Regions from separate parts of the Mus musculus genome. Here regions 2, 3 and 4 are each linked to region 1. Evidence: chromatin loops called from intact Hi-C (ENCODE). Cell type or tissue: heart. All regions are shown on one strand.

Region 1 (5,000 bases):
CGTGTTCATGTCTGCACTGTGACTAGGTCTATAACATCTGACTCACTAGAAAAACAAAAGGCACACTGATTCCCCACAGTCAGGTGTACCGAGACAGCCAACTGCCTCCAGACACTATCGCTCGCTGCAAAGAGGTTTTTCAATTATTGTTAATACCATGGAAGGCAAACAGGATGGGGAAGGGAGAAGACAAAGAAAAGCACGTACCTTTCAACTGGTCAGCCACCACACTCTGCCCAAGGCGCTCAATAACTCTCCCATCTTCCATTTCATACCTGTCGTCTAAGTATTTTGCAGTGGCCTCAGATATGTGAACTTTGCCAGCCACTCCCAGCTGCTCCATGAGATTAGCCAAGTTCACATCGTTGGACCACACATCAAATTTAAACCTCCTCATGCCCAGGATGCCACACAGGACAGTCCCCGTGTGAACCCCAACACGCATGTTCACCATCTCTTTCTTCTCCTGGCAGAACTGCTCGATGGCTTTTATCATGCCTAAGCCCATTTCAATGCAGCAGTAGGCATGGTCTGCCCGGGGCTCCGGACACCCTGCCACACAGTAATAACAGTCCCCCAGAGTGCTGATCTTCTCACACTTGGTCTGCTCACACAGGCGGTCAAAGCGACCGAACAGGTCATTGAGTAGGCCTACCAAGGCATGCGCAGATTTGTTGGCGCTCATCTTGGTGAAACCCACAATGTCTGCAAATAAAATACTGACTTCTTCAATCTGCTGCATCTTAAAGGGGCGGAATGCTATCGGTGCCTTCTGTATGGAGGACTTCTTCTTCCTGTTCTTGGGACTGGAGGTGGCATGCCTCTTGACGGAATTCTCACTCTCCTCGTCCCCTTGTTTCATTAAGTCGTCGGCTATGATTCTTGGCATCACTGAATGAATCATCCTCTCTTTCAGGGCTTTCTCTACTTCCAGATCTTTGCCGTGCATAATGGATTGTCCCACCTTGAGAAAGGTGCTCCTGGACCTCACCTGAGACATGACAAACAGATGGATCCCGATAGCGTGAATGCACACGTGAAGCAGGGCTCTGCTCAGCAGCTCCCAGTGCAGGGCCCCAGGGCCCGGAGAAGGGTAGCAGTCTTCGTTTCGGAAGTGGTAGCCGAAGGTCTCAAAAAGGACAGAATAGACCACCCCCAAAAACAAGCTCAGGTACAGAGGTAACTGCATGACTGTGTAGAGCAAAAGGAGCACTTCGATGCATATGGAGAAGCTTCCTACTTGAGATAAGCAAGTGTCCGCCGGAGTGGCCGTGAGAGTATGATTGGAGCTGTCAACACGTCCTGACAGAGGTGTCCAAACCTGAAACTGCGCAGCCAGGGTCAGGGCGAACACCAGCAGGGTGAGAGCCAGCGAGGTCCACGCATAATGCCGGGCGTACAGCTTGGTGAAAGTAAACAGGAAAAAGCCCACACACACCACCAGGAAGCACAGAGCTGGGACCACCATGACAATCACTTTGGATTTCATGTGGACAGCGAAATAGATGCTCCAGAGAAGGCAGGCGAAGCCCACATAAAAGAGTGCGTACCGGAAGCGGCGCTGGGTCTGCGGAAAGCAGCGCTCCAGGCAGGCCTCCTCCAGGTTCATGGAGTCGAATTTGGGGTCCCACCACCGGCTGGAGGCCCTCTCAAAAAGCTGGGGCAGCTTCTTCTGTCTGCGCAGGCGACCCCCGCCGCCAACCCTCCGGGGAAGGCCCCCTGAGTCTCCCGAGCTGCTACAGCTGGAGGAGATGCTGTACTTGCAGTGCTTCGGGTGGGTGTTGGAGGACAGCTGCTTAGGGTTGATCTTGACCCTCACGCTGTTGCTGTCTCCGCTTGAGTCGCAGCTCACCTCGGTGCTATGGTGATGCAGCAGCTGCTGGTGGGGTGAGGAAGCCATGTTGCCGAGCTCTTGGAACCTTTCCCGACCAGGTCAGGGGCACCTGCAGGCAAAACCAGCAGAATTAGAGCGGCCTGACTACACACACTCCCGGAGGGCCACGCGACCTGTGCTTGTCGCGAGTGCGAGCTCTGGCGAGCCACTTGGGAAGGCACCACCATATGTTCACCAAAACTGCCCATAACGGCGCATAAAAGCGCCAAGGCGAGCGAGAACCGCACGGGCCGTACCTGGTGCTCCCAGGGTTCTCGTGCCGCGGCCGCGCTGAGTCTTGGGTCCCCGGCAGCGCTGCGCTGCGCTCCCCTCGGGCGCCGTCGCCCGCTGGTGGCCTCTCCCCGTGCAACTCCAACTGCAGCTCCAGAGGGAAGTTCAGACCTTGAGCGCTCGGGGCACCGGGAGCAGCTTTCGCAAAAACAACTCGGGAGGCGAGCAGCGCTTCATCCTGCCGCAGCAGCGCCCGGTGCGTCAAAGCGCGCGGGCCAACCTGCGGCTCCTGCCGCGTTCCGTCCCCTTGCGGCTAAGCACCAGCGGGCTACCCTGCCCCGCGCCCCTGCTCGCGAGCTTGAGGAGCCCGAGGGCCGCCCGTCCGAGCGGCCGGTCTAGCAGGGCCTGCTGCCCGCAGCCGAACGCACCCCGGCCCAGAGCCGAGCTCGGGGCACTGCGCGGGCCCCTCCACAGACCGCCGTGCGGGCTGCCGCAGAGCCTGACTCCCGCGACGCCGGCTGGCCAGCACGCCGGTCGTCCGCACGCCGCGCCCACGCCCCAGGGGCCCTGCCTGAGCTACAGATGCCGCTGCGGCTGCGCCCGCCGCCCGCTCTCCCGCAGCCGCTGCCTCAGGTCGGAAGAGTAGCAGCCGCAGCCGCCGCCACCACCATCTCCGGCCCCCTCCTCCTCCCCCTCCCGCTGTCACTGACAGACGCGCGCCCGCGCCGCCCCTCTCCTCTGCCGCAGCGCGCACGCGCGGCCCGCGCACGTCACCGCCGGGTCCGGGACACGCGCACCAGCAGCGCGCCACCCCGCCTAGGAGCGCGCGCCCGGCTCGGGGCTGCAGCGGGGCGGGGCCGGGCGGACGCGCTCTGGGCGCCGCCCTCCGCCCTGGGCTGCTCCGAGCCTGGGCCGCCTGCTGTGGGCACCAGGCCTCCGCCTTCTTCCGAGGCCTTGGCTGCCTTTGACTACTTGCCCCGCAGCCTGGCCCCCAAGTCCGCACAGGAAGCATCTAAGCGCAGTTTACCTTTTGGATACATCGAAGTTTTCAGTCCCTGGCTTTGCTCGATTGTGACCTCCCTCCCATTCTGCCAGCAATGTAGGAGTGTTCCCAGTGGTGCTAGGCCCCTCTGAACTTGCTGGGGGATGGAAATGATCATCACCAGCCAAGCCACTTCTGATAGCTTCTAAAGTCGAGCACCACTGAGGACCACCTTTGCCAACCCCCTGGGGAAGTTATCTTCCCGACTTTGAAGATCTTTCATTCTTCACATGAACAACTGTTTTTCCCTCTCCACAAGGAAAACGTTCAAAGAAATCAGCTTCCCATTAATAAGTTCTACATTGGTCTGTGTAAACTCTGGCCTGAATAAACACAATTCTATATTCTCTGGTCGCACCCTGGCTGCCACACCGTACAGTGTTTTTCTGCAACCACAGGGGACTAACTGACCCTTCCTTCCCACAGCTCTCGGGGCCCATCCCAGGCATCCACAGTCACTGTGGAATTCAGGAATAGGAAGGTAAAATATAGACTATCTATACAACCGAATATTATTCGACTATAAAAATGAAGTACACTTGCTACAACCTCTGAAACACACTGGGTAAAAGAAACCAAACACAAGAGGCCACATATTGTATGATTGTATTAATGTGAAATGCCCAGAACAAGCAAATCTATAGAGAAAATACAGGTGATGGATGCCTGCGGTTGTATGAAGTACTAGGTATTGACTACACTATCAAGCCTGGGGGTTCCTTTTGGGGTGATGAAAACATCTGGAACTAGTGAGAACACAACGCCGTGGATTCTGTAGTAGGTATACTTCATGAACGTACTAGTGTCTTTGGATTGCTTTAATGATAAGTACAACTGCATAAATGGTAAGTTTTATGCAGTATGTATTGCACCACAATAAACAGGAACTTTTTAAAGTAAACGTGTCATTGTTGATATATTCCAGCTCAAAGTGCAAGATGTCCATCTAATTATGAGAAAACATCTGAGGAAGGAACTTAATCTGAAAAATACTCCACAACCAAACTGCCAAGTGCTCTTCACAGTGCCAGAGTCACCAAACACAGAGCCTAAGGTATTGTCACAAGTAAGGGGCAAATTGTCATTAAAGGGCAAAGTAGAACAGGAAAAAAAACAAAAACAAACAAACAAAAAACAGTGGGAAGGCAGCTGGTGAAACATGCAGTGTATTTAATGGCATCCCCATTAAATCCCACAGTTACCCAAGACATTAACAGTAGGAGAAGCTGGGTGTAGGTCGCAGGGGAACTCCCTAGTATTTTTACAACATTTTTCTAACTCTAACTTTTTTTCAGAATAAAGCTAAAGATAGAAAGAGATGTTTATTGAGCAGGAACTATGTGCCTCCTGTATCTGAGGTTTGGAAAAGCGGAGCACACACCAATAGCTAACAAGTAACAGTGGCCAGCTGGTACTGACCCGAGTATCCCAGTGCCAGAGACCAGCAAGCACTTTTCCTCATGACCTACTGTTGACCACAACCCCCTGAGGAAGATATTATTGCCCCTCACTTAGAGACATGAAGACAGGAACTGGAAAGTAACATGCCCAAAGTCCCACAAAAGGCAATAATAAGTTCATATTTTAAAAGCAGACCTCAGACTCTGGAAGCTCTGACAGACTTTGAAGCTCACTGTGACCCAGCACAGGCCCTGCCTGTCTCCTCTCAACCCACCTTGGTGAGAGGCTCTGAGAAACAAGTCTCACCATTTCCATTTTTCTCTCTTAATTCATTGCTACCTCACTCCCTGGTCACCTTAAAAGACAGGAAAGCTCACCTGTCTGCATGTCTCCTTGCCTCCCACAAACCACTTCAGTGCACCCACCATTTATGGCAACTTTCAAATTCCTGAC
Region 2 (5,000 bases), 120 kb after region 1:
CTCAGTGAGTAAGCACCAACTGCTCTTCCCAAGTTCCAGAATTCAAATCCCAGCAACCACATGGTGGCTCACAACCATCCGTAACGAGATCTGATGCCCTCTTCTGGAGTGTCTGAAGACAGCTACAGTGTACTTACATATAATCAATAAATAAATCTTAAAAAGAAAGAAAGAAAGAAAGAAAGAAAGAAAGAAAGAAAGAAAGAAAGAAAGGAAGGAAGAAAGGAAGAAAGGAAGAAAGAAGGAAAGAAAGAAGGAAAGAAAGAAAGAAAGAAAGAAAGAAAGAAAGAAAGAAAGAAAGAAAGAAAGAAAGAAACCCAGCACTGCCTCAGCTGGGACCTCTTTAACCATATTTCTGGAATAAGCTGTCTGGTTCATGAAAAAACTACGTAACATACTGCTGATACATATGCATAAGCTGATACATATGCATGAGCTGATACATATGCATGAGCTGATACATATGCACGACGCACCGGAACACCCTGCAATCCCAACGCTTGGGTACAGAGGAGGATCAGGAAGTCACAGTAAGTAACTAAAGTGACCCTCAGTAATACGGGGAGCCAAGGCCAGCCTGAAATGTATGAATGACCCTTTCTCAAAAAAACTCGATTAAATAAAAGAGGGCACTGAAGAAATGGCTCAGCAATTACATGTCTCTGCTCTTCTGGAGGACCAGAGTTTGGTTCCCAACTCTGTCCGGCAGTTCACAACAACCTGTAGCTCTAGCTCATGGGGATCTGACGCCCTCTTCTGGCCTCCTCAGGTCCTTCACTCATGTACAAAGACACAAACACACAATTAAGATTTTTTTTTTAAAAAAATTCCATCAGGGCTAGTAAGACATCTCAGTGGGTAAAAGCGCCTGCTGGCAAGTCTGACGATCTGGGTTCCAATCTGGGTTCCATTCCCGGGACCACACAGGATAGAACTGACTCCAGAAAAGTTGTCCTTTGATCTGCACAATGAATGCAGTTTTACAAAAACTGGATTTAATCAACTTCATTTGATTAACTGGATTTTATTAAAACAAAGTAACACTCGCCAGGGGGGAGCGGCACATATCTTTAATCCCAGCCTTCAGCAGGCAGAGACAGGTGGACTAAGTTAGAGGTTTCTGTTCTACAGAGTGAGTTCCAAGATAGCCAGAGCTACAAAGAGAGATTGATTGATTGATCAAAAATGATAGATAGATAGATAGATAGATAAACATTTATCTTATTTCATTTGATTTCTTAGCACAGGGTCTCATGTATTCCATGCTGGTCTGAAACTTAGATATGGCTGAGGATAGCATTTTAACTCCTGACCCTTCTGCTTCCACCTAAGTGTTCAGACTATAGGTGTGTACACATATAATAAACTCACAAACAAAAAAGATAAAACAGGAGCTGCAGGGGTCGTTCAGCAATTAAGATCAGAGGTCTAGGCACGGTTCAGTTCTCAGCACCCAACGAGGGCTCACAACTATCTTAAAACCTTCAGTTCCAAGGGACCCGACACCCTCTTTTGGACTGCAGGCACCACACATGCACATGCTCATACATGTAGGCAAACTCATACACAGAGAATAAAAATAAGCAAATCTCTAAAAACTACATAATGAAACCTAAAAGTGAAATTAAAAAGTATAAACAGATTTTCTTTTTTAAGTGGAAACGGATAGGGGTATAACTTGCCTAATAGTCTAGCCCGACACAAAAAAAATACAGGTCCATCGTCCTTGCACATAAGAATATATTGCAAACTTATTCCCATCTTTCGCTCTGCCTGCATTAGCAGCGCGTGGCTTGGGGCTCAGCAGGAACAATGAAGGAGCCTAAGGTACCCAGCATACACCCTGAGGTGACAATGTTCCAGACATAATTAAGTGTAGTACGTAAATGTCACCTATTTTTCGGCTGTTTTATGGCGTCCTCTGGAACACTGTAAAGTCCCACGTGCTGAGGCGTACCGGCACGACCATCCGACCGACGAAAAGTGGCCTCGAACCGCCGGGCACCCGGAGCTCAAGCTCCGCAGCCTGTGGGCGGGGCCGGACGCGCCTATGGGCGGGAACTCCACCAGACGCCCCAAAGCGCCGGGAGGTGTGCACGCTGAGAAGGCGTGGCTAATCCCGGAAGGGGCGTGAACGCGCCAAGGGTTTCCACAGCCTTCTCAAGAGACCGCCTACCACCGCTGGGCGCCAGCGATTTTCCTGAGAAGGAATATTTTCCTTGGCTCCACCCCAAGCCCCGCCTCTGGACCATGGGACAAGAGCAGAGACCGGAAGGAGGCAGAGCCTCGGTCCCGCCAGAAACAGCCTAGGCCCATAGCTCCCTCTGTTGATGCTCTGGGAAGTTGCATTGGAGCTAGTCCTGCCGACCACCTCACACCTAAGGAAGATTACGCATAAACTGCCTAAAGACATAATACTCAGATGGCTACCCATTGTACGACTATTTACATAACATTTTGCAAAAACCAGAACTATAACAGAAACATACCAGGGAAACAACAGAGGCTGGGGGAACACTGAGAAGGTTGCTACTCAATAAAACCAGAACTACACACAATCAAGTGTGAATTTCAGTGACTGCAATCTCAAACTGTTTTGTCCGGGTTCTTCTTTGCTTTCGGGAGTCTTTTGTTTTGGGGCTGTTTGGTTGGTTGTTTGGTTTGGTTTGGGTTGTTTGTTTGTTTGTTTTGCGCTCAGGATCGCACTGAGTAGTCCTGCCCAACCTTGAAATCCCTACCAAGCTTACCCAAACCACCTGCCTCCTGAGTGCTGCTGGAATTTTCCAGTGTGCCACAGTACACACGTGGAGGTCAGAGGACCACTCCCAGGAGTCAATTCTCTCTTCCTACCATGTGGGTCCTGCATCAAACTCAGGTAGAGGGTGGTAGCAGGCACCATCACCTTTAAGTCATTTTGCCCGCCCCCACTATTTTGTTTTCAATACTAACGTGAGATTGGTGGCTACATGGGATGACATGGGATAGGGAGGAAGAGTCATGAAAAGTGACTGCTTTGTGACAAGCAGCTCATTTGGAAGTTGTGGAGATATTTTCTTTTTTTAAAAAATAATTATTTTATTTATATGAGTACACTGTAGCTGTCTTCAGACACACCAGATCCATCACAGATGGCTGTGAGGCACCACGTGCTTGCTGGCAATTGAACTCAGTCAGTGCTCTTAACCGCTTAGTCTTTTCTTCAGCTCCTGAGATATTTTCGAATTGGATGAGCTTATCAACATTGTGAATGGATCAGGTGCAGCAATAAAATGACAAATTGTATGCCTTGCAGACTTCTAATGCTTAAGATCGTTCCCACCATTTTACTGAGTGCATGTGCAGGCTGGAGATGGAAACTGGCTTTTCTGCTCTGACCTCCGTCCCATACAGCCTGAGCATCTGAGACGTGGGCCATGTCGTATACAGTGAGCTGTAGTCACAGGAAGACTAAGAAGCTTGATGGACTCTCTGCTGCTTGAACTAACAGAACTTACAATTTCCAGAAAAGGAAACAGGTTCAGAGGAAGTGAGTGTCTGGTTGAGCACTGGCTGCCATGGCCAGAGACCAAGCCTGAGTACTTACAGGCATTTCATGGAGATGTCCCCTTTCCAAATGCAGACTCCTCCAGACCCAGCCCGAGTAACACCATCTTTTAGCCAGCTCCACATAGCTATTCTGTGTGTCATGCCACGGCATAACAAAGCCAGGCTCCCCATGGTCAGTGTTTGCTGAGATCTTCGTACACTCCCAGCCTCCATTAGGAACAAGGGCTGAGTTCACATAAGCACTTTCCTGCAGTGTTTTATCTGAACCTATAGTCACCTCCACTGCTTAACTGCTGCACACTGCTCTAAAGCCAGGTCTGAATTAATTCAGCTGTGTGTGGGCTAAGAACCATAATAAATGGGTGTTTGCATGGAGGACAAACTTGAGGGCAACAGCCATCCTCGACTGTCCACTGCTGTTAAGGTCAGTTATTCATAGCACACTGGGTTGTTGGTACCATCCAACAGTTTTGGAAACAGGATACAACTCACAAATTTCTAGGGGAATTTGAAACCTGGAGGAAGAGCTCAGGCTCCCACAGGTACACACAGGCTCCCACAAGCTCCCACACAGGCTCCCACAGGTACACACAGGCTCCCACAGGTACACACAGGCTCCCACACAGGCTCCCACAGGCACACACAGGCTCCCACAGGTACACACAGGCTCCCACAAGCTCCCACACAGGCTCCCACAGGCACACACAGGCTCCCACAGGCACACACAGGCTCCCACAGGCACACACAGGCTCCCACAGGCACACGCAGGCTCCCACAGGCACACACAGGCTCCCACAGGCACACACAGGCTCCCACAGGCACACACAGGCTCCCACAGGCACACGCAGGCTCCCACAGGCACACACAGGCTCCCACAGGCACACACAGGCTCCCACAGGCACACACAGGCTCCCACAGGCACACACAGGCACACATAGGCTCCCACAGGTACACACAGGCTCCCACAGGCACACATAGGCTCCCACAGGTACACACAGGCTCATCAGTCTACCAGGACCTGTGAGCATCTGTGCTCTCTATCTAGGAGTTAAACATGTGGCATGCTTGCCCTTCCCTCCCATGGTGGCTTCAAACAGAAACTGGAGGCACGCCCTTCAGCCCCAGCACACACGCCACTGTTGCAGAAACTTCCAGGGCAGCCCACAGGCTGTGCGGATCTCCTCATTGCAACTTCACACACAATTCAGAGGTGCCACCGTGTGCACACAGTCCTCTCTGGATTTGGAAGTCCAAAAAAATACCCCTTAATCTAGGCCAAGCGGCCCAGGCCAGAATCCCAAAACAGCACATCCTCAATAACTACAGCATCTAAAAAACCAAGTACAAACTTTATTTTGTTTCTTTACAAAGGCACAATGGCCTCTTGGTATTTTGTTCCCTACCCCCATTTTCTTAACAAAATATAATAGCTTCTCCTTGGACACAAAGACCTC
Region 3 (5,000 bases), 53 kb after region 1:
CTTGGTAGATTCTCCTGAATTAAAAAAGGAGGAGAAGGAGGAGGAGGAAGAGGAAGAGGAAGAAGAGGAGGAGGAGGAGGGTGGTTGCTGTTCCCAGAGGTCCCGAGTACAATTCCAGCAACCACATGGTGGCTCACAACCATCTGTAATGGGATCTGATGCCCTCTTCTGGGTATATATGAAGACAGAGTACTCATATAAATACAAATAAATAAATAAATATATTTTTAAAAAATGATTCAGATTTAGAAAGAAAGACAGAGAGAGAGAGAAAGGAAGGAAGGAAAGAAGGAAGGACACAACCCTTGGGTAAGGTGGAGGAGAAAGTTTATTATAGACATGGGAGAACATAGGCAGATGGAGACATCTGAGAGAGTCCAGAGTGAATATGCCATGTGGGGAAAGGGGAAGGGGATGGAAGGGGGAGAGAAGGGACATTAGCTAGAAGGGCAAAGGCACAAAAGGGGCAAGTGAGCAAAATGGCTGGATTACTTAGGGAAGAGCATCCCAGCCCCGTAGGCCGGAGAGTTCAGGATAGGGGGTGGAGTATGCCAGCCATGGACATGACACAAGGAAAGAGTTCTGAGTAGCCAGAGTACAAAATGATGAAAGATACACACTGCTCTGAATTCAGATCCCTGTCATGGGGCTTGTTCCAAACCGAGTCTAATAATTTTATTTTCTGATGAGGATGTTTGTGCATGGGCATGCAGGGACTGAGGGATGCTGGAGGACCCTGATGGCCAGTTCCGCTTTGATATGTTAAGTAGGCACCTCAGCGCTTTGTCCCAGGTTTGAAACTTAATACTGTCCACTACAAAAAGCTGAATGCATTTATTCTCCAGTGCTTACAAAGTGTAAGATCCTCTATTAGGAACTGGAGAGATCCACTAACAGTACATTCCCTACTTCAGCCCAACAAAGGAAGTAAGTTGCATATCCAAATTGCTATAACAGAAGGAAACTGTAGTAAATGCAGGGATGGCCCACAAAGCTGAACTTTTGACATTGGAAGCACATTGTCTTGTGCAAGGGGTCAACTGTGCTGAGTTTTAGAGAACTAGTTGGATGCTGGCATTATAAATAGGTGAGATGGCCTGTAAACAAAGAAGACACTGCCAAGAACGGTGCATAGTAGGATATACAACATACAGACCACAGACGGAGTCAAACATTAGGCAAACCCACAAATAAGGTTCAACAGCACATGCACTGTGCCCAAGACTTAAGGACACAGGCAATGGCACATGGCACAAGGAAAAAGTTCTGAATAGCCAGAGTACAAAATGAAACCAAACTCTAGCAACAGGGTTTATTCTGAATGAGAAGTGTGTCAAGTTGAGCCTTGAAGTAGCATGAGATCAATGCTGGCTGTATTAACATCTGTGGTTTTCAAATATTTCTATAACGGACTCAATAGGGTGTGCCTGAGGGTGTGTGTGTGTGTGTGTGTGTGTGTGTGTGCGCGCGCGCGCGCGCGCGCGCTCGAGTGTGTTTGTAAAAAGTGGGGAAGAGGCGGAGGAGCAGGAAGAGGAGGAGGAGGAAGGTATCCCAATAGGAGAGAGAGCAGGAAACAGAATGAATTAAAGGGAGGGAAGGCAGGGTGTGGGGGGGGGGGGGTGTCGTGGGGGGGGGTAATGTAAGTACAGTATACTCATGAATGAAATTCTCAAAATCATTTTTAAAAAATTAAATTTAAAAGTCTTAAATTTAGCCGTGTGGTGGTGGCGCACACCTTTAATCCCAGCACTTGGGAGGCAGAGGCAGGTGGATTTCTGAGTTCGAGGCCAGCCTGGTCTACAAAGTGAGTTCCAGGACAGCCAGGGCTACACAGAGAAACCCTGTCTCAAAAACAAAAAGCAAAAAACAACCCCCCCCAAAAAAGCCTTAAATTTAAATTAAAAAAAAAAAAAGTTCTATAGGCAGAGGCTGGCAAGGTAGACAGCTTAGCAGCTAGAGCAATTACTGCTCCTGTTGGGCAACTCCCAGCTCCTTGTAATTCCACATCTAAAGGATCCAATACCCTCTCTTGACCTCCCTGGGCACCCACACATGCATATGCACATATACTCACACAAATATGTACAAAGGGGACACAAGTAAATAAAAATGTTTAAATATAAATCATTTGTAATTATTTATATTTAAACATTTGCTCTCTAGGCAAAGTCCCTACTTTCTGCATAATGGACTGCTGTGGAATTAAATAAGTAATAGACACGAAGCATCTAGCACAGGGTGAGGCTTGAAGTACACAAACTGTAACTTCCTTTGATGAGGGGCTTAGATGGGGGAAAGGTTAGTGAGCCCTCTAGGAAAGAAGCAGTCAATAAAGATTCTGAAGAAGCCTGGGGGGAAGGGACCAATAATTTTAAAGCTCTTGACTCTACAACACACCATTTTAGGGGTGCTGGTAAAACTACCCACCAAACTGGTTGTTGCTTATCCCTGAGGAACTCAGTGTTCCTCCAGCAGCACCAGAAATGCAATTAGCAGAACTGAGCTCGTGGGTGGAACAGGGAGTCAGAGCTGAGCGGAGAGGAGAGGCAGCACCCTGGGTCCCTGCCCAGAGTGTGAAGGATCTCGGGAATGAGGAGGTGGGGAAAGATGGCTCCAGACAGAAGCACTTCAATTCCAAAAGCTCTCTTACACTAGGAAAACCAAACAGAAATCCAAGATACTTTTTCAGATTCCCAAACTTACTCTTTTAACCTAAAGATGGCCTATTCAAGCCATCAGGGGAAATGCCAACCCACGTGGGGCTTCATGCAGATGTCCTGTAGCTGCCCCTAGACAAGTCCCAGGAGTAAATAAAAAGAAAAGCAAAAGTCCTTTGGTGAGCGCTGCCATGTAATGTGGCTCTTTTGTTCTCCACAGACCTGCCCGGGAAGCCACACTTGAAGTCTCTGCCTCCTAGAGCTCGGTGAGCTAACCCTGACCCTGGTGGACCCTGACACACACTGCTCTGAATTCAGATCCCTGTCACAGGGCTTGTTCCAAACAGAATCGAATTAATTTTATTTCCTGATGAGGATGTCTGAAGGAGAGGGTGCCTCACACATGGTAATCAAGTGCTCTGCCTACATTCCAAGGCGATGACTGTTTGATTTGTTTTTGGTTTACCTACTTATTTTGAAACAGGGTCTCTATGTAGTCCAGCTGTCTTGGAACTCGCTATATATACTAGGCTGACCTCAAATTCACAAAACTCAGCCTGATTCTGCCTTCTCTTTCTTTAATTCTACTACTAAAGGCATGGGCTACCACAGCCAGTGCTGGCTTCTTGAGGAAACTACTACAGAATCTCTTATGTCCTTTCAGATCCTAAAATTGATGATTTGGGGAACAGCTCAAAGAATTCCAATGTAACCACAGTATTACCCCTGTATATATATCATATTATGGTATCCACAGTATTACCCCTGTATATTATATTACGGTATCCACAGTATTACCCCTGTATATATACATCATATTACGGTATCCACAGTATTGCCCCTGTATATATATATATATATATATTATAGTATCCTATAGCTGCCATTTCCATCTCACTGGGGGCAGGAGGAGCGGTGATTCCCCTCATACTGAAGTGGAGGAAAATAGCAGAGCTTCATTGTCTTTTGATTTGTTTTGGTTTTTTGAGATAAGAGCTTCTCTGTCCTGGAACCCTGTCTTAGTCAGGGTTTCTATTTCTGCACAAACCTCATGGCCACGAAAGGGTTTATTCGGCTTACTCTTCCACACTGCTGTTCATCACCAAAGGAAGTCAGGACTGGGAGTCAAGCAGGTCAGAAAGCAGGAGCTGATGCAGAGGCCATGGAGGGATGTTCATTACTGGCTTGCTTCCCCTGGCTTTTTTTTTTTTCAAAGATTTATTTATTCATTATATGTAAGTACACTGTAGCTGTCTTCAGACACTACAGAAGAGGGCGTCAGATCCTGTTACGGATGGTTGTGAGCCACCATGTGGTTGCTGGGATTTGAACTCCTGACCTTCGGAAGAGCAGTCGGGTGCTCTTACCCACTGAGCCATCTCACCAGCCCTCAGCCTGCTTTCTTATAGAACCAAGACTACCACACCAGACTCCAGACTGTGTCAACTCAAGTTGACACAAAACTAGCCAGTACAAACCCGATCTGTAGACCAGGCTGGCCAGAACTCACAAAGATCCACCTGCCTCTCAAGTGCTGGGATTAAAGACATGCGCCACCACTTTAGGCTAAAGCTTTGTGGCTAATGACAGAGGAGGTCAGCTTAAATTTCAAGCTCCTAGGATCATCTCTTAAAATCCTCACTTCCTGTTTTAGCTGGGGGCTGGCCCAGGAGAAAATAGCCCTCTAAAAACAGCAAGCACCAAATTCTCTAGGATGTACTGTCCACAGCATATAACTCTGAGCAAGTTCAAGGCCTCCTGGGTCCTAAATCAGAATTTTGCAGATCCTCTCAGGGCTTCAAAGTTGTCAGTTCCACAGCTTCCGAAGGGCAGAGCCTCAGCAACACCGGCCTTCAGGACACAGCCTTGTCCCCTGGGTAACTCGGCTGGCTTCAGGCTCCTAGACGTCCTCTGGCTGGAGGGTGAGGGGGACTGCTTGGAAGGGCCAGGTGCATCGGCCTCTTTAGCCTCACCGCTTGGTCTCCGGAGCTGCAAGGCGGCTGGCGCTGAGGTAATGGCGTGCAACTACCTCACGTCCCACTAGATCTCGGATACAAGACAGAGCTCGGACTCGGACACGAAGGAGTTGAGGGGACTTTGAGCCTCGAAAAGATCTTGGGACCGGCTGCCCAGTCACCGCCCACTCGAGACTCAGTGTAGACTCAGGAAGCACCGCGAGGTTCCACGTCTGCGCATGCGCTGTGCCAGCACGACAGCACCGAGAGATGGCCGCTAGGGAGCGCGACGGAGCAGTGCGGTCGTGCGCATGCGCACCAAGACTGCTGCCTTGTGAACTGCTTCCTGTGCCTGAGACCCAGCTTGCAACCCTCTCTGTGGCTGGTG
Region 4 (5,000 bases), 50 kb before region 1:
TCTGTCCCAAGGTTGCCAGAAACAAGGGAGTTTCCACTGCATAAATTGGGGTTGTAAAACTGAGGCTTCCTGAAATTTTCCTTTAAAAAAAATTCTGGCATTTAGGAAACAGGAAAGACCTGGGGAATCAGACTCTATGTCACAGGGAGGGACACTGGGGATCAAGTTAATCATTCCCAGCAGGAAATAGGCCAGGATTGCTGGATGCGCTTAGACTCCCACCTCCTTCACAACACAGATAAGAATGAGCCAGACTATCAACCCGCTGACTGACAAAGCTCGATGTGACTGGGGGCAGCCCAGATTAACATCAGAGGACTTACAACTTACAATAGGCTAAAATTTGCCCACTGTAATATCCCAAAACTGTTAACCTAGGCAATTCCCCTGATTGAGATGCCAGTCATTCTGCCTTTTGTGTTAATTCATCTGGACAACAGCAATATTACTGGGCCCCTGAGACTTACTTGGTGGGCACGCACCAATGGTTTGACTGAATGTGCCTCTTCTGTTGCTTTGCAAACTAAGTAGACAAGTTGATCAGGACCTAGAGGTATTATAACAACAGGTAGATTCCCTTGCAGAAATGGTCATACAAAATTGGAGGCTTAGACTTACATCTCCTGAGCTAAAGGAAAATATGGCTTTGGGGGGGAAATTGTTGTCTCTATGCTAATTGACCAGAGTAATGTAAAAGAATGTTGCTGGGTTGGGAAAAAACGCAGAGAGAGAGGAGAGACAGAGACACAGACAGACACTGAGATTACTCAGACAACTGGTACCAGGCTCTGTTCTCCTGGTCCCCTGGCTAACTACTCTGCTGCTAGCATTGACTGGGTCTTTAATTCTCATTCGAACTGAATTACTGGTGGGCCCTGTATCTTAAACTGTAAGTATTAAGACTGAGCTCAGACTTGCACTAACCCTTCCACCTTAGCCTCCCCAGACCCGGAATGAGGCCATGGGCCTCCTTACTTGACTTCCACTCCTAATCTCTAAGTTCCCACATGCTTTGCCTCTCAAGACAGCTTTGCTCTTCCATTGATGAGCAGCTGGGTTTCACAAAGTCAGTATGTTAAGAGATAAAAAACAACCACTGCCTTCTCTTTGAGGGGCAGATAGATTGACATAGGAATCTGTCACATGCTATGTGAATCTATGTTCAAGACAGAAAGCGAAAGGACACTGGCAGCTACACGGGATCCTCACAGCCTCGCCTCACCTCACAGACCCAAGTCTTCTGGCTGAAGAGTTTTGATTCCAAGGAGGCTCAGTCTCCCCAGCCACACCTCACACTTCAGAGATAGATGAATGGAATATCTCTGTTCTTTTCTCCCAACACAGTACATGTTGGCTTGAGAACAAGCAAAGAACATAGTTTTCCTCCATAGTAGGGGTGTTCATTCCACAACGGCAAGGTTTTTAGTGGGTGGATGAGAGGAAATACACTTATTTTCCAAAACCACTCAAATACAGAATCAGTCTCCAGCACAGGACACAGGTGAGCTGAGAGGAGCTGACAGAGACCTGAGAATTCTGGGAGAACCTTGATCATGGGGCTTGGGTGGCAGGAGGCCCAGCAGAGGCAGTACACTGCAGCACAGCCAGGGTTCAAGACCAGACACTGCTCCTAAGCTAGACTTGAAATTTATCTTTATTACCTAGGCTGGACTCCATTGCCTGGGAATCACAGACTGAATTCCAAGAACACAGTGAGGAGAAAGACCTTGGGTTTCAGATGACCAGTAAGACCTCTCAAACTTACTGCTCTCAAGTGTGCACTTGGCCTTTCCTCACAGCCCACCCTGGTCCTCTGGGAAAGACGCCAGGTATGGACAAAAGAACCCAGTTCTGTACTGTGCTCTCCCTAGACTAAACAGGTCTGAATTAGGGAAGGGTGCAAAAAAAGAGCTCCTCATTGGTTTCTGGGCTCTGTCTGTGGGGAGACATACAGAAATGAATACAGGAGGAAACAGAAATGCCCAATAATCAGGAGCTGTCATGAAAATACCAAAGAAATCTAATTAATTGTAAGTACTATTTTAAAGCAGTATTTGTGCTGCCATTTTAAAATTAGAAAACATTAATAACATTAAGATGAAGTCCCAGTTAAGAGAAATTGACTGTGCATTGTTCAAATTTCATTTAATTCTTTGACAGTGGAAAAAAAAATCATCCTAAATTAGTTCCATACACTGACTGCTGAGACACAATTTACTCCTTTGTCGTGGCTTCCTCTTCTGTGGTTTGTGTGACTCTTCTTTGTTCAACAAGTGGCAGGACAATGTCAAAACAGAGTGTGAAAATTGAGCCATTCAAGCCTACGTGAGCCTAACGCAACCCTCTCCCTCCTGTCCTTGAGAAGGGTATGGGTCAGGCAGAAAGGAACATCAGTGCACTCGCAAGAACTGAGCAGAGAGATGGCACTCATCCAGGCACACAAGTGAGGCCAAATGGTGAACCACCGATGACACACGCGTGCCAACTCCTGCTTTCCCAAGAGGAGCCCGCTCTGCCCTGCCAGAGGGTAGGAGGTACACAGGAATCCTCTCCACGTTCCCAGAACTTGTTGTGATGTCTTGCGCACAGGGACTGAACACAAGATGTTGTTGGCCTAGACAATGTAACAGCTACATGTTCCAGCAGAGCCCACTCTAGCAAGCTGCCTGGTTCTCTGACACAGCCTGAGGGTCTCCAAGAACCACTTGGGCAGGTTCTTCAGTCCCTCACTGGAGAAAACCCAGTAATGTCTCCAAGGATCATTCCTGATTTCAATGAGGAAACTGTAATTCCTGAGCAGAAAAGTTCTAAACCTGGAGAAGGAGAAGCAGATGGCTTGCAGTGGCAAAGGTCACTACCTAGCAACTGACTCACAGCTCCAAGCTGGGAAACTTAGCTGAGGGGATGTCTAGCTCACTGGGAAACTGGGAAACCTTCACTCTGCCACCTGTTTGTCCATACGTCTACAAGTAGACAGTGAGCTCCTGCCTTGCAGAGCTGTGTAGATCCTAACCTGGGACTACACTTAGACCAATAAGAAATTGTTGTGCCAAGGCAGTTGGCCACAGGCAACCATACACACAGACACCCCTGCCCCCTTAACCAGGGCAAAACCAATTCTCCTACATGTGCCTGACCAGCTCAGACCTAAGCCTAGCCCTCCCTAGTGCTGACTTGAAAATGGATAGATAGTTCTTCCAGACACAGAGCAAAGCACAGAACCACTCTGATGAGAAACACTGCTACAAAGATCCACCCTTCTGACCTAGCACGTCCACACCCGTGACACCTTTATCAACAGTCAGCTATTCTCCAGGGTCAAAACCTTCCCTCTGACTGAGAAGTGTTGATGAGGAAGATATTTTCTTCCCCTTTTGCTGAATAGCAAGCAGTTCTGTTTAGACTGCTACTACAAAGACCCACCCCTAATTAGCAGGGTCACCTTTTAAGAGAAAAGTATAAAATGTTAAAATAGTTATTAGGGTTAACCTTGATTGTCAACAGGATTTTAAAATCTAGAAACAGATCTCTGAGCACATCTGTAAGGGGCTTTCTAGATCACTTTAATAGATGCCCTACCCTAAATATGGCTGGCATTCTAAAAGAAATAAAAAAGAAAGAAAGAGCCAAGCCCCAGCACTGGTTATTCACTCTGCTTCCAGACCATGGATATAATGTGACCAGTGGCCCCAAGTTCCTGCCTTTCCAGCTGCCGTGGAATATACCCTTGAACTGTGAGCCAACGAAGTCTTCCTTAAGTGGCTTCTGTCAGATATTTTATCATAGCAATGAAAAAGTAACTAACACACTGTATGCTTGCCAGCACAGGCAGACCTGAGTTTGTCTGCTGTGGTCTACTGAGGCTTTGAGGCTGCCAGTCCCCTGATGCTGGTGATAAGGTCTGGGGCTCGATGGCCCAGAGGTCAGAAGATATACAAGGCTACTGATCAAATAAACAAAAATAGTAAATACAATAAGAAGAGGCCAAGGACGGGATAAAGTTAAAATGACCTATCCATGTGGTGAAGATTACATCTTGTTTCTTATAGCTAGTTAGGTGGGTAGACACAGAGTTCTAACGCCTGCCTACCCAATGCATGAACAGATATGTATATATAAAAGCTATGCTTGTGTGTCCCTTAATATGTCCACTGAGATCTAACAGACAGAAGCAATGGACAATTGCTTACCATTCTCTGCTATAGGAAACCAAGGCTTACTGCAGCAAAGGCCAATTCCAGAGCTGGAGTGAAGAAACATTCATGAAGAGCCCAGAAAGTATTTTGTCAAAAAGTAAAGGAGTCTTCAAGGATGGCAGGGACACACTAAAAGGACACAGCATGAACGAGCTCCCACCAGGACAGTCGGAGCTTGAAAGCAAATGTTGATAGTAAAGGATTACATAAACCCAATGACTACAAACTGGGGGGGGGGGGGCAGATAGAGGGAGGGAGGGAGGGGAAGACAGGGAGGTAGGGAGGCAGGCATACTCACTCTCTTAGAGCAGAACGACAGCTAACAAATATAGATGAGATAGTGCAATTAGAACATCACTGTTTGGTAACTACCATACTAACTGATGCATCCAAGGAAACAAAGATAGCTAAAGGCCTAATGAGAAACACAATTCTAACAGTTACAAATGTTTGTTTCCCTTATAGAGTACTACTTTTTAACCAAATTGTAAATGATAACCAATTAATTTTATGATGGAAAAAAACTCATCAATTCTGCCCCAAGTAATGAAACATGACAGATCTAGAAATAACAAACACTACATCAGCAGGGCTGGATTCACATCGCCTCTCTGCAGCATTCTTCTCTGCACATCCTAAATCTAGTCATGAGCAAACCTAAACTAATGGCTGTCGCACAAAATAACTAGCCAGTTGTCTTCCAAAATGTCCAAGTCATGAAAGGACAAAGATGAAGGAAGAAGCTAAAGAGCTGTGACAACTGGGAGCATGGATCGGCTCTGATGGACATTTCTCAAAACAGCA

Evidence for each region. A loop is a pair of places that touch in the nucleus more often than their neighbours do. Peaks named below come from ENCODE experiments on the same cell type or tissue, not always from the same donor. Only the 100,000 strongest peaks of a DNase experiment are listed, where the experiment ranks them.
Region 2: a loop joins it to region 1, with 3 times the contacts of the local background. A loop is called at or near these places in 11 of 42 quality-filtered maps.
Region 3: it touches region 1 in a loop (4-fold over the local background); 17 of 42 quality-filtered maps call a loop at or near these places.
Region 4: a loop joins it to region 1, with 1.8 times the contacts of the local background. A loop is called at or near these places in 5 of 42 quality-filtered maps.

The regions. Positions count from the first base shown.
Region 1 is chr16:4,417,646-4,422,645 of GRCm38, forward strand. It overlaps Adcy9 (adenylate cyclase 9), which reads right to left and starts at 2,853. Exons shown (of 11, transcript NM_009624.3): 1 at 2,131-2,853; 2 at 208-1,943. The coding sequence starts at 1,900. In heart, CTCF peaks have their summits at 2,263 and 2,464; DNase peaks (open chromatin) are centred at 509, 1,266, 1,766 and 2,876; H3K4me3 peaks cover 2,405 bases; H3K27ac peaks cover 2,199 bases; H3K27me3 peaks cover 1,833 bases.
Region 2 is chr16:4,539,787-4,544,786 of GRCm38, forward strand. Tfap4 (transcription factor AP4) reads right to left here. Exons shown (of 7, transcript NM_031182.2): 7 at 4,875-5,000. It also overlaps a transcript of Srl not described here. Among named protein-coding and RNA genes, the nearest start is that of Tfap4, 17 kb to the right of the region's middle. In heart, CTCF peaks have their summits at 2,322 and 2,521; DNase peaks (open chromatin) are centred at 2,195 and 2,805; H3K4me3 peaks cover 1,798 bases; H3K27ac peaks cover 1,523 bases.
Region 3 is chr16:4,470,369-4,475,368 of GRCm38, forward strand. No RefSeq gene overlaps it. Among named protein-coding and RNA genes, the nearest start is that of Srl, 50 kb to the right of the region's middle. In heart, a CTCF peak has its summit at 4,887; DNase peaks (open chromatin) are centred at 2,533, 4,243 and 4,883; H3K4me3 peaks cover 902 bases; H3K27ac peaks cover 936 bases.
Region 4 is chr16:4,367,924-4,372,923 of GRCm38, forward strand. All of the region lies in intron 2 of Adcy9 (adenylate cyclase 9), which reads right to left. Among named protein-coding and RNA genes, the nearest start is that of Adcy9, 50 kb to the right of the region's middle. In heart, no CTCF peak of the experiment used is centred here; a DNase peak (open chromatin) is centred at 2,458.